2 separate regions of the Homo sapiens genome follow, and region 2 is linked to region 1. Evidence: read pairs that join two places in POLR2A ChIA-PET (ENCODE). Cell type or tissue: OCI-LY7. All regions are shown on one strand. Each heading gives the region's core, and the rest is flanking DNA. Links, peaks and the distances in the headings are about the cores only.

Region 1 (8,338 bases), core at 84-8,083:
GAATCCCTTAAACTCGGGAGGCGGAGGTTGCAGTGAGCAGAGATCATGCCACTGCACTCCAGGCTGGGTGACAGAGACTCTGCCTCAAAAAAAAAAAAAAGGAAGGAAGGAGGCCGGGTGTGGTGGCTCACACCTGTAATCCCAGCACTTTGGGAGGCTGAGGTGGGCGGATCACTTGAGATCAGGACTTTGAGATGAGAGTGGCCAACATGGTGAAACCCTCTCTCTACTAAAAATACAAAAATTAGCTGGGTGTGGTGGCGCTCACCTGTAGTCCCAGTTTCTTGGGGGGCTGAGGCAGGAGAATTGCTTGAGCCCGGGAGGTGGAGGTGGCAATAAGCTGAGATTGCTCCACTGCACTCCAACCTGGGTGACACAACGAGACTCGGTCTCAAAAAATAAAAATAAATAAATAAATAAATCAAAAGAAGGAAGGGACAAAAAGGAAGACACCATTTAATAGACATGCATTTGCCATGCATGCAATGTGCTGGGACCTTTTCACATGTTGTCTTAGTGCATCCTTAGGACAAGCCTGTCTGGTACGTATCATTATCATTCCTATTTTTCCAGGTACTGAAAGTTGATTCTCAGAGAGGTTAAGTCACACAAATTAGAAATCACTATTCAATAAACATCTTTGGGAATAGAAGATTATTTGTAGGGAGAAGAATTAGCTTGGATCTATTTCTAACACCATGAAATGCAATCCGGCTGGGCGCTGTGGCTCATGCCTGTAATCCCAGAACTTTGGGAGGCTGAGGTGGGTGGATCACCTGAGGTCAGGAATTTGAGACCAGCCTGGCCAACATAGTGAAGCCCCGTCTCTACTAAAAATACAAAAAACTAGCCAGGCAGGCATGGTGGCAGGTGCCTGTAGAGGCAGGAGAATCGCTTGAACCCGGGAGGCAGAGGTTGCAGTGAGCTGAGATCGCACCACTGCTTGGGCAGCAAGAGTGAAACTCTGTCTCAAAAAAGAAAAGAAAAGAAATGCAATACATTTCATATTGGAAAGAGTGTTAAACATTTTTTTAAAAGTCTGTAAAACAATGAAAAGAAGCAACAAAACTATATAGGTGTGGAGGTCAAAGTGGGTGGATCACTTGAGGTCAGGAGTTTGAGACCAGCCTGGCCAACATGGCGAAACCCTGTCTCTACTAAAAATACAAAAATTAGCGGGGCTTGGTGGCACATGCCCATAATCCCAGCTACTTGGGAGGCTGAGGCAGGAGAATCATTTGAACCCGGGAGGTGGAGGTTGCAGTGAGCCGAGATCACGGCACTACACTCCAGCCTGGGTGACAGAGCAAGACTCCATTTCAAAAAAAAAAAAAAGTAGATAGGTGAGGAGGGGAGAGAAAACTTCTAAGTACTTCAGGTATAGAAACACTTTAAATTTGCATAATAAAATGTTATAAAACAAATGGAGGGAATGTATGCATGGGGTTTTAGAAAGAAACTAGACGACTCCTGGAAAACCTTTTAATGCTAGGAATCTGTGATTCTCTGACTGCGCAGAAGCACTCAGAGACCCACAAAGATTTTTATTATAGCAAATATCTCCTCAACTGGTTCTTGGACCAGTTTAATTTCCTGATCCCAGATCTGTCCCTACTCCCCGCTGTGGCAAGGGGAGAGAGGATCATTCTGAGTCACGAAATGCAGCCCTGTCCAGGGTGGGGAAGGGACAGCTGCTTAATTTGCAGCACATGTTGCTGAGAAAAGTGGTAAAGCAGAGTTCCCCTTCCACTGAAAGCTGCACAAGGAGGCTTCCGCCAGCTGAATGCAGTGACCTGAGCTGGAATTCTGCCAGGACAGTGGGATTAACTTCCCAAGTGCTGGCCAAAAAGGGCCCCGGGATTTTTATTTTTATTCATTTTCCATTACAACTGCACAGCAACGCAAACAAGCCCCACAACAATGTGAGCCACCAAGAGTCATTTTCCTTTGCTGGGTGCCATGTCAATACCACACATCTTGCTGACCTCATTTTACCGAAGTTTTAAGATGGGGAGCTTGATTACTTACTTCCCTGCTGACGATAATGGGAGAAAGGCATTGTGATTGCCCAATTAAAGCTGTATGCTTTAAAGGCGAAATAAAGCAACACATGCACACGGAGTCCACTGTACCCAGGGATAATAATTTAATGGGAAGTCAGTGGAAATCCAAGAAAATATAGGTCTAGCTCCCCAAGTCCCCTAAGATCAGGGGCCCAGAGGCACAGGGATTGGAGGAGATCTGACCACAGGCAATTAAATGTCAATTAAAAAGGGGGTCCAGTGGGGAGGGAAGGTAAAGGGCTTAGTGCATTAGAACCAGGCTCCAGGCTAATGAGACTCCTCAGAGAGGGCTTTGCACATGTTAGACAGGGGGTGTGTTTTAACTTGTGATTTGCCCTGTTTTTCCAGTCACATGATTCAATATTATCACAGTCTTCAAAACATCACCTTTTGGAAAACGTGGAGAGACAAATTCAGAGAATTGCAGGCACCAGGTAATACTGTATGCTCTTAGGCAAGCTACTTAATCTGTGTCCCTATTTCCTCAATTATAAAGAGTGGATAATTGAATCTACCTCATGTAGTTTTCGTGTGAGTTACATGAGAGACTGTGCATGTGATGTGCCTTGCACGTGGCTGGCAGCACTAGTAGAGAGACATTGCAGGCACCTTCATCTTAGGCTGATCTTAAGGCCCAGCCCTCCTAAAACGTAAACCATTTGATTTAATCTTGTAACAACAAACATATCCATTAACGTTATGGAAGATACAGAGACATTATTGAAGGTATAGAGGCTTCAAATTCCCGCCACCCCCGTTTTTAAAACTAAGACACATTTCAGGCACAGAAAAAAGTACAATAATAATATAATAAACACTCATCTATGCACCATTTAGAAATAAAACATTATTGTTAGAACTGAAGTTCCTTGTATGTTCCTTGAAACTCATTCTCGACCTTTCTTTCCCAGTGGTAACCTCTATCCTGAACTTGGGGTTTATCATTCTCATGCATATTCTTGTATTTTTACTATAGATAAGTATATCCACAAACAACAATGGGCTAGGCGTGGTGACTCACACCTGTAATCCCAGCACTTTGGGAGGCCGAGGTGGGTGGATCACACGAGGTCAGCAGTTCGAGACCAGCCTGGCCAACATGGTGAGACCCCATCTCTACCAAAAAAAATCAAAAATTAGCTAAGTGTGGTGGCGCTTGCATGTAATCTCAGCTAGTCGGAAGACTGAGGCAGAATTGCTTGAATCTGGGAGGTGGAGGTTGCAGTGAGCCGAGATAGTGCCACTGCACTCCAGCCTGGGCGACAGAGCGAGAGTCTGTCTCAAAACAAACAAAAACAAAACAAAACAATGCAAACTGTATTATCTGGTATTTTTCATAGTTTACACAAAACTTACAAATTTTGTACATATCCGGCATTTTGTTTTGTTTTACTCACTATTATGTTTTTTAAAATTTTTATTTATTTATTTATTTATTTATTTATTTATTTATTTATCTTTTTGAGACAGAGTCTTCTCTATCACCCATGAGCAATCTCTGTTCACTGCAACCTCTGCCCCTCAGGCTCAAGCAATCGCCTCAGCCTCCCGAGTAGCTGGGATTACAGGCATGCCCCACCACATCCGGCTAATTTTTGCATTTTTTTGTAGAGATGGGGCTTCTCCATGTTGCTCAGGCTGGTCTCGAACTCCTGAGCTCAAGTGATCTGCCTTCTTCGACCTCCCAGATTACTGGGATTACAGGCGTGAGCCACTGCGCCTGGCCTGGGGTTTTTTTTTTTTTTGTAGGTTTATTCATATAAAGCTAAAAATACAAGTGTAGATACATGTAACTCTAGTGACTTCCATTTTCTTGCTTTATAGTTACATATATATTTAAAATAAACAAGTAAAAGGACAGAGAAAAAGCTGAAATTCTCATTGTTTCCTTCCCTCTGCAGTCTGTCTTTTAACTAGTTTACAATGTTTCCCAGAGAAAATCAAAGATGAAATTTCACTTTATCTTTCTTCTCCAAAAGACTCAGCTTTGTTTTTTTTCCCCGTTTCCAAAATGGATAAAGCTTCTTTTATGGCTGTTAAATTTTATGCTACAGGTACCTGTAAATTGCCTGTCTGCTCTGCACTGTGGAGAATTTATCTTTACATGATAATCAGGTCCCAGGCTCTCTTTCCTACCATGAAGGCTGTTCCCATGTTGAAGACAGTGAAGGCTGGCATTGCCATGGGGTCTGGCACTGCAGGGATACTGGCTGATGACCATTTCTCAATTGTCAGTTTTTTTGGTTTTGTTTTGAAACAGGGTCTTGCTCTGTCACCCAGTCTGGAGTGCAGTGGCGTGATCATGGCTCACTGCAGCCTCGAACTCCGGGGCTCAAGCAATTGTTTCACCTCAGCCTCCTGAGTAGCTGGGACCACAGATGCACAGCACCATGCCCAGCTAAATTTTTAAAATATTTTGTAGAATGGCAGCGTTGTGGGGAGGGGGTCTCTCTATATTGCCCAGGCTGGTCTTGAACTCTTGCGCTCAAGTGATCCTCCCATCTTGGCCTCTCAAGGTGCTGGAATTACAGATTTGAGTCATCATGCCTGGCCTCAACTGCCAGACTTTTTTTTTTTTTTTGAGATGGAGTCTCACTGTGTCACCCAGGCTGGAGTGCAGTGGCGCGATCTCGGCTCACTGAAACCTCCACCTCCCGCGTTCAAGCGAGTCTCCTGCCTCAGCCTCCCAAGTAGCTGGGATTACAGGCGTGCAACACCACACCTGGCTAATTTTTGTGTTTTTAGTAGGGACGAGGTTTCATGTTGGCCAGGCTGGTCTTGAACTCCTGACCTCAGGTGATCTGCCCGCCTCGCCTTCCCAAAGCACTGAGATTACAGGCATGAGCCACAGCACCTGGCCAATTGTCAGACTTTTGATAGAGCTTTAATATTAAAAGAGAATTGAGTAAAACCTGCAGGTCAGCAGAAATTTTTCACTCAGCCACTCCTCTTCCCGAAACCCCATTTGGAGTATTTCTGTTACCTTAAAGATAGAATGGTATGAATGCCCAGACATTCATACTACCTTTCCTTTTTTTTTTTTTTTGAGACCGAGTCTCACTCTGACGCCCAGGATGGAGTGCCGTGGTGCAATCTCAGCTCACTGCAACCTCCGCCTCCCAGGTTCAAGCAATTCTCCTGCCTCAGCCTCCCAAGTAGCTGGGATTACAGGCACCGCCACCAAGCCCACCTAATTTTTGTATTTTTAGTAGAGACGGGGTTTCACCATGTTGGCCAGGCTGGTCTCGAACTCCTGACCTCAAGTGATCTGCCCGCCTCGGCCTCCCAAAGTGCTGGGATTACAGGCGTGAGCCACTGCAGCCGGTCAATTGTCAGACTTTTGATAGAGCTTTAATATTAAAAGAGAATTTAGTAAAACCTGCAGGTCAGCAGAAATTTTTCACTCAGCCACCCCTCTCCCAGATTCCCCATTTAAAATATTTCTGTTATCTTAAAGATAGAATGATGTGAGTGCCCAGACATCTACATATCACCTTTCCTTTTGGTTTTTGCTCTGAGCTACCTCAATCATTCTAAAGCTTTAAGTTTGCTTGGGAATTACTGTATAGGGCTGCGGTTCACACTAGATCATGTATGTTGTATTTTGTTGGCAATTTAAGGTACTTTCAAAGGTTGTTTGACTACAGTTAATTTTCACCTTACTCATATATGATGTAATTCCTTTGGAATAAGTTTTCAGTAAATACTAGTTACTAATTTTGTCATTATTATTGGAGAGTTGAAGTGCATAACTGATTTGCAAAAGTTCTGAAGAACAAAATCCGTTTGGGGTATCATGGAAAATGGCCAATATGTGTGAAGATGGTGCTTCGAGATTTTCAGATAATCTGTTCCAGGTGGACCAGGTGGACTGGTGAGGTTTGGCAGGGGAGCCTGCCGAGCCACGCATGTGGGGTACACCTGCACAACAAACAGGGTTCCACCCCAAGATTCATTACCGAGCCAGCCCTTGGCACATGTGTAATTCGATTCACCTCCTTTTTTCTTTTGTGGTCAAAAACGTAGCATAAAATTTACTATCTTAACCATGTTTAAGTGTACAGTAGTACAGTAGTGTTAACTATACGCACCTTGCGCAACTGATCTCTGGAACTTTTCCATCTTGCAAAATTGAAACTGTATATCCATTGAACAACTCCCCATTGCCCCCTCCCTTGGTTCCCTGGCAACCACCATACTACTTTGTTTCTAAGAGTCTGACTACTTTACATACCTTACATAAGTGGAATCATGCAGTATCTGTATTTGTTCTTTTGTGATTATCTTACTTCACTTAGCCAAATGTCCTTAAGGTTTATCCATGTTTTAGCAGATGACAGGATTTCTTTCTTTTAGGATGAATAGTAATTTTTTTTTTTTGAGACCGAGTCTCAGTCTGTCGCTCAGGCTGGAGTGCAGTGGTGCAATTATAGCTCACTGCTGCCTTGACCTCCTAGGCTCAAGCGATCTTATCGAAGCCTCTCACCTCCTGGGCTCAAGCGATCTTCTTATCGAAGCCTCTCAAGTAGCTGGGACTAAAGGCATGCGCCATCATGCCCAGCTAATTTTTAAAAATTTTGTGTAGAGACAGGGTCTCACTATGTTACCCAGGCAGGTCTTGAATTCCTGGGCTCAAGCGATCCTCCTGCCTCGGCTTCCCAAAGTGCTGGGATTACAGATGTGAGCCACCTGTGCTTGGCCATTATTTTTCACTTCCTAAAATTGGGAAGCATTGCTACTTGTTATTTTCCTCCTCTTTCTTCCAAGGAGGGAGATGTAACTGTCAGAAGGAGTCTATCGACCTCATTCTGTCATTCTGTTCTTGAGGCCACTGAAGGGCATAAAACCGGCTCTTAGAGGCCCAAGTGCATGGAATCTAAACCTTTGGTGGAAACTTCTCAGTGCTCCTGCTCCTCAGGGTTACCTGCTCTAAGCATTTAATATCACTGAGCTTTAAAAGGGAAAGGCCCCAAGTCATGCAGGATTCAATTTCCAAGTCACAGAAGGATGAGTGCTTGCTCAGATCTTCCCTCTATGCCCCATGAAAGACCAGAAAGTTTCAGTCTTTTCTTTTTTCTTCTTTTTTGAGACAGGGCCTTGCTCTGTCACCTCAGGCTGGAGTGCTGTGGTACGATCTCGCTCATTGCAACCTCCACCTCCCAGGCTCAAGAGATACTCCCACCTCAGCCTCCCAAGTAAACAAAAAATATGAGAACCTAGCCAGGTGTGGTAGTGGACACCTGTGGTCCCAGCTACTCAGAAGGTTGAGGTGAGAGGATGGCTTGAGCCCAGGAGGTCAAGGCTGCAGTGAGCCGTGCACTCTAGCCTGGGCGACAGAGTGACACCCTGTCTCAAAAAAAGAAATAAAGAAACATGGTCAGGCTGGAACCTGTATCAATTATATCAATTAACTAACCTATCTTGAATTAGCCTTGGAAAAATGAGGTGTCATCCCTAAAGGGGGTTCATGATGAACCTAATTTTCCTCTCTGGAGCCTAAGGCTCTACCAAAAAGACACCCAGTTGGATAATTTGGGAATAGGGAAAGATAATAGCATCTGACTCCACAGGAAGGTAATGACAAATTTATTGGGTCTTTTTTTGTCCTTAATTTTCCCCCATTTTGGTTTATCGTGTACACAGCCTGCCAATTTTTTTTTTTTTTTTTTTGAGACGGAGTTTCGCTCTTGTTGCCCAGGCTGGAGTGCATTGGCGCTATCTCCGGCTCACCGCAACCTCCGCCTCCTGGGTTCAAGCAATTCTCCTGCCTCAGCCTCCCGAGCAGCTGGGATTACAGACATGTGCCACCACACCTGGCTAATTTTGTATTTTTAGTAGAGACAGGGTTTCTCCATGTTGGTCAGGGTGGTCTCGAACTCCCAACCTCAGGTGATCTGCCCACCTCGGCCTCCCATTGCACCTGGCTTTTTTTTTTTTTTTTTTTTTTTTTTTTGAGACTGTGTCTCACTCTGTCGTCCAGGCTGGAGTGCAGTGGCGCGATCTCGGCTCACTGCAAGCTCCACCTCCTGGGTTCACACCATTCTCCTGCCTCAGCCTCTCAAGTCGCTGGGACTACAGGCGCCCGCCACCGCACCCGGCTAATTTTTTTTTGTATTTTTAGTAGAGACGGGGTTTCACTGTGTTAGCCAGGATGGTCTTCATCTCCTGACCTCGTGATCCACCTGCCTCGGCCTCCTAAAGTGCTGGGATTATAGGCGTGAGCCACCGCGCCCGGTCTTAATTTTTTAAAATAGCTTTTATTATAGAAATCCTCA
Region 2 (8,338 bases), core at 115-8,114, 66 kb after region 1:
AACACTATGTATAAAGGATTGAAAGCTACAGAGAACAAGAATAATTAAGAAACTTATAAGTAGTTTACTATGCTGGTTTATTTATTTCTTTTGTTTGTTTGTTTGTTTGAGACGGAGTCTCACTCTACTGCCTAGGCTGGAGTGCAATGGTGCGATCTTGGCTCACTACAACCTCCGCCTCCTGGGTTCATGCGATTCTCCTGCCTCAGACTCCAAAGCAGCTGGGATTACAGGCATGTGCCACCATGCCTGGCTAATTTTTATATTTTTAGTAGAGATGGGGTTTCACTATGTTGGTCAGGCTGGTCTTGAACTCCTGATCTCAGGTGATCCACCTACCTCGGCCTCCCAAAGTGCTGGGATTACAAGCGTGAGCCACCGCACCCAGCCTATGCTGGTTTATTTCTGGGAAATGGTGAGGGGAGGCTGAAGACCTAGGCAGGGGCTTAATTAGAAGAACTTCGTAAAACATTCTAGGGTGTTTGAAATGTACCACTGACAATAACTAAATCTCAAAACGGCACCTCAAAAGAGATATTAATACCACCATATAATGCTTGCAGAAAGTTCAGGGAGAACAAGTACCTTGCCAAAGATTATACTGCTAAGAAAAGGTGGAGTCTGCTGGGCATGGTGGCTCACGCCTGTAATTGAAGCACTTTGGGAGGCCAGGTGGGCGGATCATGAGGTCAAGAGATTGAGACCATCCTGGCCAACATGGTAAAACCCCATCTCTACTAAAAATACAAAAAAATTAGCTGGGCATGGTGGCACGTGCCTGTAGTTCCAGCTACTCAGGAGGCTGAGGCAGGAGAATCACTTGAACCTGGGAGGTGGAGGTTGCAGTGAGCCGAGATCACACCACTGCACTCCAGCCTGGCGACAGAGTGAGACTCCATCTCAAAAAAAAAAAAAAGGTGGAATCACAATTTGAATTCAGGTTAAGCAGTTTCTTTATTGCAAGGGGGCAGGGAGGAAATTTAAATTTTGTTTTCTTTAAGTTGTTTCAAAGTTTCTTCTAATGTAGTATTTTGAATGGGATAATTTGAAAATCTCCTGCTACAAACACCTAGAAATGCTAAAAGTACAGTCATGCATGGGATGATGTTTCAGTCACAACGGACCACATATATGATGGCAGTCCCATATGATTATAATGGAGCTGAAAAAATCCTTTCACCTTAGTGATATCATAGGCATCATAATGCCATAGTGCAACAAATTACTCATGTGTTTGTGGTGATGCTGGTGTAAACCAATCTACTGTCAGTTGTATAGAAGTATAGCAATACAATTATGTACTGTATATAATACTTGATGATAATAAACTACTATGTTACTGGTTTATGTATTTACTATGCTATATTTTTTATTGTTATTTTAGAGTGTACTGCTTTTACTTATAAAAAATAAACTGTGAAACAGCCTCAGGCAAGTCCTTCAGGAGGCATCCAGAAGAAGGCATTGTTACAGGAGATGACATCTTCATGTGTGTTATTGCTCTTGAAGACCTTTCAGTGGGACAAGATGTTTCAAGGTGGAAGACAGTGATATTGATTACCCTGACGCTGTGTAGGCCTAGGTGTGTGTCTTAGTTTTTAACAAAAAAGTTTAAAAAGTGAAAAAAGCCTGGGTGTGGTGGCACAATCTTGTAATTCCAGCACTGTGGGAGGCCAAGGCGGGTGGATCGCTTGAGCCCAGGAGTTTGAGACAAGCACAGGCAACATAACAAGACCCCACCTCTACAAAATAAATAAATAAATAAATAAATAAAAATTAGCCAGACTTGGTGGTATGTGCCTGTGGTCCCAGCTACTCCTTAGGCTGAAGTGAGAGAGCTGCTTGAGGCCGGGAGGTTGAGGCTGCAGTGAGCCATGATGGTGCCACTGCACTCAGCCTGGGCGACAAGAGCAAGACCCTGTCTCAAAAAAAAACAAAAAACAAAAATTTTTCACCTTTTTTTTTTTTTTTGGAGACAGAGCTTTCTCTTGTCGCCCAGGCTGAAATGCAATGGTACGATCTTGGCTCACTACAACCTCTGCCTCCCGGGTTCAAGCGATTCTCCTGCCTCAGCTTCCCAAGTAGCTGGGACTACAGACATGTGCCACCATGACCAGATAATTTCGTATTTTTAGTAGAGACAAGGTTTCACCATGTTGGCCAGGATGGTCTTGAACTCCTGACTTCAGGTGATCTGCTCGCCTTGGCCTCCCAAAGTGCTGGGATTACAGGCATGAGTCATTGCACCTGGCCAAAAAAATTTTTTTAAATAGAAAAAAGCATATAAAAGAAGGATATAAAGAAATAAAATATTTTCATACCACTATACAATGTGCTTGTGTTTTAAGCTGTTATTACAAAAAAGTCAATTTTTTTTTTAATTAGAAGTTTATAAAGTAAGAAAAGTTTTTTTTAATTTTTTTCAAGACAGAGTCTTGCTCTGTCGCCCAGGCTGGAGTGCAGTGGCGGGATCTCGGCTCACCGCAACCTCCGCCTCCCGGGTTCAAGCAATTCTCCTGCCTCAACCTCCCAAGTAGCTGGGATTACAGCCATGTGCCACCACACCCAGCTAATTTTTTTGTGTTTTTAGTAGAAATGGGGTTTCACTATGTTGTCCAGGCTGGTCTGGAACTCCTGACCTCGTCATCCGCCTGCCTCAGCCTCCCAAAGTGTTGGGATTACAAGCGTGAGCCACCGTGCCCGGCCAAGAAAGCTACGGTAAGCTAAGGTTACTTTATTTTTTTAAAAAAATATTTTACATAAATTTAGAGTAGCCTAAGTGTACACTGTTTCCAAAGTCTATCATAGTGTACAGTAATGTCCTAGACCTTCACATTCACTTACCACTCACTCATTGACTCAACCGGAGAAACTTCCAGTCCTGCAAGCTCCATTCATGGTAAGTTCCCTATAAAGCATACCATTTTAAATCTTTTATACCATAATTTTACTGTACCTTTTCTATGTTTAGATGGGTGTAGATACACAAATACTTACCATTGTGTAACAACTGCCTACAGTATTCAGTATAGTCACATGCTGTACAGGTTTGTAGCCTAGGAGCAATATATCTACCATATAGCCTAGATATGAATAGGCTATACCATCTAGGTTTGTGTAAGTACACTCTATGGTGTTTGCACAATGATGAAATCACTCAATTATGCATTTCTTAGAACGTATCCTCATAATTAAGTGATGCATGCCTGCATCTACAAATGCTTGGTAAGACAGAGCAACATCCTTTCAGATCCCAAGCTGAACTGAACTCTCAAAGAAATAAAAGAAATTAACAGGACCAAAAAGAAAGGGTAACATTATGGCTACCCTTGGTGAAAGGAATTGGGAATGGTCAGTCTTGGTAACACAGTGATTTTAATGTTCAGGCAGAGCAGATGCAAAGCCTTGGGTCTATGCAGAGTGGGAAGTTAGAACTGAGGACCCCATAGTAAACCTTAAGTTGTTTTCAACTTGTGAACCTGTGAGTAAAGGGTTAACACCATCCCGAGAATGACCTTGGTTTCATGACCGTGGTTTCCTGCTGCACGGTTTCCTTAGAAACAGGATAGTTAGCACAGATGAGTAATGTGTATGCTGCCTTTGTTGTGTGGGACTGCATCTGGGCTGGGGTCACTAGTACAGAATAAAAGATTGTTGGAAGAAAGGGGATGTAGCTTCTATGTATCAAAGTGACCTTACAGACACCCAAGGCTCTCAAAGGTGAAAGTCACATCCAAAGTGGGAAAAGGGGCTGCAGAGCCTACGTACTTAGGTAGCTGCTGGTCTCTTGAGATGAAGGTGCTATAGTTGATAAAATCCTTTTTTTGGTCGCAAATCTTATGGTCAAACGGATCACTATGCAGCTGTGACAGTGATCATAGCTGTCCTCAGGCAGCTTTGGAGTTTGAATTTACCCTATCTACATGGTCTAGGAACTTCCAAGCTGAGAAATTAACTCAATATTAGCTCCAAGTTTGTGATATTTCTAAAACAGAAAAACTGAAAAACCACTGTAGAGGTGTACACCTTCCATCCTGGCTGCCAGGATTCAAGAGACAAAGCTCTGTTAATGAAAGCTCACAGTCCCAAAGTATAAAACATGTAAGGGAAAAATCAATTCATTAGGAGTGAGAATCAGAAGATATAAATAACAGGACCATACCTAAAGGAACTTTGGATACTAGAAATAAGCCAACTAAATAAGTATATTTAAAATAATAAAAACTATAAAGGAGGAACTGAAAACAAAAGATTACAAAAAGTGAGGCCAGGTGCGGTGGCTCATGCCTATAATCCCAGCACTTCGGGAGGCGGAGGTGGCCGGATCACTTGAGGTCAGGAGTTTGAGACCATCCTGGCCAACATGGTGAAAACCTGTCCCTACAAAAAATACAAAAATTAGCCAGGCGTGGTGCGCATGCCTGTAGTCCCAGCTACTCAAGAAGCTGAGGCAGAAGAATGGCTTGAACCCGGGACACGGAGGTTGCAGTGAGCTGAGACTGCAACACTGCACTCCAGCCTGGGCGAAGAGCAAGACTCTGTCTCAAGAAAAAAAAAAAAAGAAAGAAAGAAAGAAAAAGTGAGAAAAAATAAAAATGAAAAAGACAGTCATTGAAATTAAAAATTAAGTGGATGAAATAAACAATATTAGACACCTCTGAGGAAATAAAAGAATGAACTAAAACACAGAGCTGAAGAAATTATCTAGAATTCAACACAGAGAGACAAAAATATGAAAGTGAGATGAAGTAACAGGGAACAGAATAAATACCTCTAACATATCTCTAGTATGAGTAGCTGGAAAACAGACCGCAAAAAATGGGAGAGAAAATATCTGAAAGTATTATGTAGACTTTTTCCAGAATTCATGGAAGACACAAAACACAAATTCAGAAAAGTAAATAAAACTAAATATACACTCAAAACATGGTACTGAAATCTGGACAACACCAAAGAAAAAGATAAAAATATGAAAACCAGTTATAGGGAAGATATTACCTAAAAATAAATGATAAACTGATAGCCGACCCTTCAACAAAATAAAAGAAAGCATGAAAATTTTTTTTTTCTGACCAAGCCATTATTTAAAAGAAGAAAAAAAAAAGATGGCTTACTTATTGTAATGATTCTTTACTGCGAACACTAAACACACACATACGCGCACACTCACAAAACAAGGAAATTGTATTTCAGGAAAAAGAAAACTGAATCCAGAAATAAGGAGTAAAATACAAGCAGTGATGGTGAAAACTGCTAAATATATAGGTAAATCTAAACAGGAAATGATTATATAAAGTTGTAATTATAATACTAACAACCACCATAACAACTACTTTTAGAGATGTACAAATAAAGAAATAAGGGCTGGGCACGGTGGCTCATGCCTGTAATCCCAGTACTTTGGGAGGCTGAGGCGGGCGGATCACCTAAGGTCAGGAGTTCGAGACCAGCCTGACCAACATGGAGAAACCCCATCTCTACTAAAAATACAAAATTAGCCGGGTGTGGTGGTGCATGCCTGTAATCTCAGGTACTCGGGAGGCTGAGGCAGGAGAATTGCTTGAACCCAGGAGGCGGAAGTTGCGGTGAGCCAAGGTTGCGCCATTGCACTCCAGCCTGGGCAACAAGAGTGAAACTCCATCTCAATAAATAAATAAACAAAACAAACAAATAAATAAAAAAAATGCCGGAGGATAACAACGCACATGTAAGGTAGAAGAGGGTGTCAAATTATTCTAAGGTTCCTGTATTGTGGAGATGTTAACAACTTTAGACTTTGTTAAGTGAGGTATATATATATATATATATATATATATATGATAAAAACCTAAGAATAAATAATATCAGAATAGAAGATAAAAAAACAGAAAAAAGGGAAAAAAGAGAAAAGAAAACAGGATTGGTACAATGGATGGTTAAAAAAAAAAAGCAAAGAGAAAACACAGTAAATAACAGGATGTACAAAATAGAAAAAAATTCAAATGCTTCAAAAATTAGAGTAAACATAAATGAGATTAAACTTACCACTTAAAAGACAGATTCTCAAACTGGATGTAAGAAACTACACCCACACAAAATACATCTATCTATCTATCTATCTATCTATCTATCTATCTATCTATCTACCTACCTACCTATCTACTTATCTACCCACTCACCTATCTATCTATCTACCTAGAGTGCAGGTCTTACTCTTTCACCCAGGCTGGATGCAGTGGTGCTATCAGGTCTCACTGCAACCTCGAACTCCTGGGCTCCAGCTATCCTTCTGCCTCAGCCTCCCAATAGCTAAGACTATAGATGTGTGCTCCCATGCTCAGCTAATTTTTTTACTTTTTGTAGAGATGGAGTCTTGCTATGTTGCCGAGGCTGGTATTGAAATCCTGGGCTCAAGAGTCTCCTAACTCAGCCTCCCAAAGTGCTAGGATTACAGTCATGAGCAACTGCTGCCTGGCCCTACATGCTATTTATGAGACATACATAAGACAAAAATAAGGACATAGGAAGCTGAAAGCAAACAGAAATAAGAAGCAATACTAATCATAAGAAAGCTGGCATATATGCTTTAATAGTAGACAAAATAATACTCTAAGGCAAAAACCATTACGTACCATAATAAGGAATAAAGTTTAAAAATAAAGACAGAACATAAAATTCAACGGGAAGTTTTTTTCCTTCTTTCTTTTTTTAAAGACAAGGTTTCACTGTGTTGTGCAGGCTGGTCTTGAACTCCTAGGCTCAAGTCATCCTCTTGCCTTGGCCCCCTGAGTAGCTAGGACTATAAGCATGTGCTATTACCCTGGGCTGGTTTTTGTTTTTTAACCAGGAAGATTTTGTTTGTTTTCTCTTTTTTTGAGACGGAGTCTCGCTCTGTCACCCAGGATGGAGCACAGTGGCATAATCTCAGCTCACTGCAACCTCCGCCTCCCAGGTTCAAGCGATTCTGCCACCTCAGCCTCCCGAGTAGCTGGGACTACAGGTGTGTGCCACCATAGCTGGCTAATTTTTGTATTTTTTGGTAGAGACAGAGTTTCGCCATGTTGGCCAGGCTAGTCTCGAACTCCTGACCTCAAGTGATCCACCCGCCTTCGCCTCCCAAAGTGCTAGGATTACAGGCATGAACCACCACACCTGGTCTGTCTTGGTTTTTTGCTGTAATAAAATACACATAACAAAATTTGCCATTTTAACCATTTTTTAAGTGTGCAATTCAGTTGGCATTAAGCACATTCATAATGTTGGGCAACCATTACCACCATCCATCTACATAACTCTTTTCATCTGAAAAAGTTTCCGTGAAACATTTTACCCATTCACTAGGAAGTTTAGAACACCGCTTTTATAAGCCTGATCTGATGAACACAGGGAGAACCCTGTACTCAACAACTGGAAAATAGACATTCTTTTCAAGATCGAGTTACCAAAAAAATTAAGTTGGCCTCAGATCTCTCCATAGCTACATTTAACCCTAGAAGATTGTCGAGCTACACTTAAAAAAAATCCTCAAGGAAAGAAAGCATGATCTAATAGTCAAACGGCTGTTGAAATGTTTAGGCAATAAACTAGAACATGCAAGAACTCATCAGGGAATATTGTTCTTATGAGTCTTTTTGGAGGACTCAACTAGAGGACAAGTTCCAGGCAATCAAAAGAGAAGTGAGACAAAGGGCAGTCAGTGAATTGGTAATGAGCGCTGGATCTAATAATTACAGGTCTAGAGCTGAAAACCAAAGCGAGAAGTAGGGTAACAGAGGAGAATGTAAATGTTATATGCAGTGACAAGATAGAAATGATACAACAAAGCCTTCAGGAAGAAGAAAGGGAAAAGAAGGTGGAAGGCAGAGTAAGTAAGCTGGTTTCCTCATTTTTTTAATTGCTAGAGGTGGGTGGGGGAATGTCAAAGAATATCATTTAAAGCTAACAAGTCATACTATAAGTGTATTCAAGGTATAACGGCAAACACTAAGACAATACGATCTACTAAAATCAGGTGCTAGAGGAGAGGGAAGGAAGGGAGGAGGAACAAGAAATATATCAATTTCATGACTTCTCACAGTGGGGATTAATAGATGCCATCTAAAGAAATAAATAATGAATAGTAGAGTTAAAAGGCTAAAACTAAACCATAAGCCAGAACACACACACATGAGGGAGAGAAGTCAGGGGATGAGTGAGGAGGGGAAAAAGGAGGAGAAGGAGATTTTTTATAGGCTTTAAAATTGAAAGCCAAACATAAAGTAATACCACCCAAACCAAATGTATCTGCATATTAATAAATATATAAATTTACCTATTAAAATAAACCTTTCAGATGATATGACACAGCAAAACCTAATTC

What was found. ChIA-PET counts read pairs that join two places held together with the same protein. Peaks named below come from ENCODE experiments on the same cell type or tissue, not always from the same donor. Only the 100,000 strongest peaks of a DNase experiment are listed, where the experiment ranks them.
Region 2: POLR2A ChIA-PET joins it to region 1 with 16 read pairs; 5 of 35 experiments call an interaction of 5 or more read pairs at or near these places.

The regions. Positions count from the first base shown.
Region 1 is chr12:110,260,807-110,269,144 of GRCh38, reverse strand. No RefSeq gene overlaps it. Among named protein-coding and RNA genes, the nearest start is that of ATP2A2, 16 kb to the left of the region's middle. RefSeq lists an enhancer at 1-45. In OCI-LY7, for the core only: no CTCF peak of the experiment used is centred there; no DNase peak of the experiment used is centred there.
Region 2 is chr12:110,195,036-110,203,373 of GRCh38, reverse strand. All of the region lies in intron 14 of IFT81 (intraflagellar transport 81), which reads right to left. Among named protein-coding and RNA genes, the nearest start is that of IFT81, 75 kb to the right of the region's middle. In OCI-LY7, for the core only: no CTCF peak of the experiment used is centred there; a DNase peak (open chromatin) is centred at 3,553; H3K4me3 peaks cover 781 bases.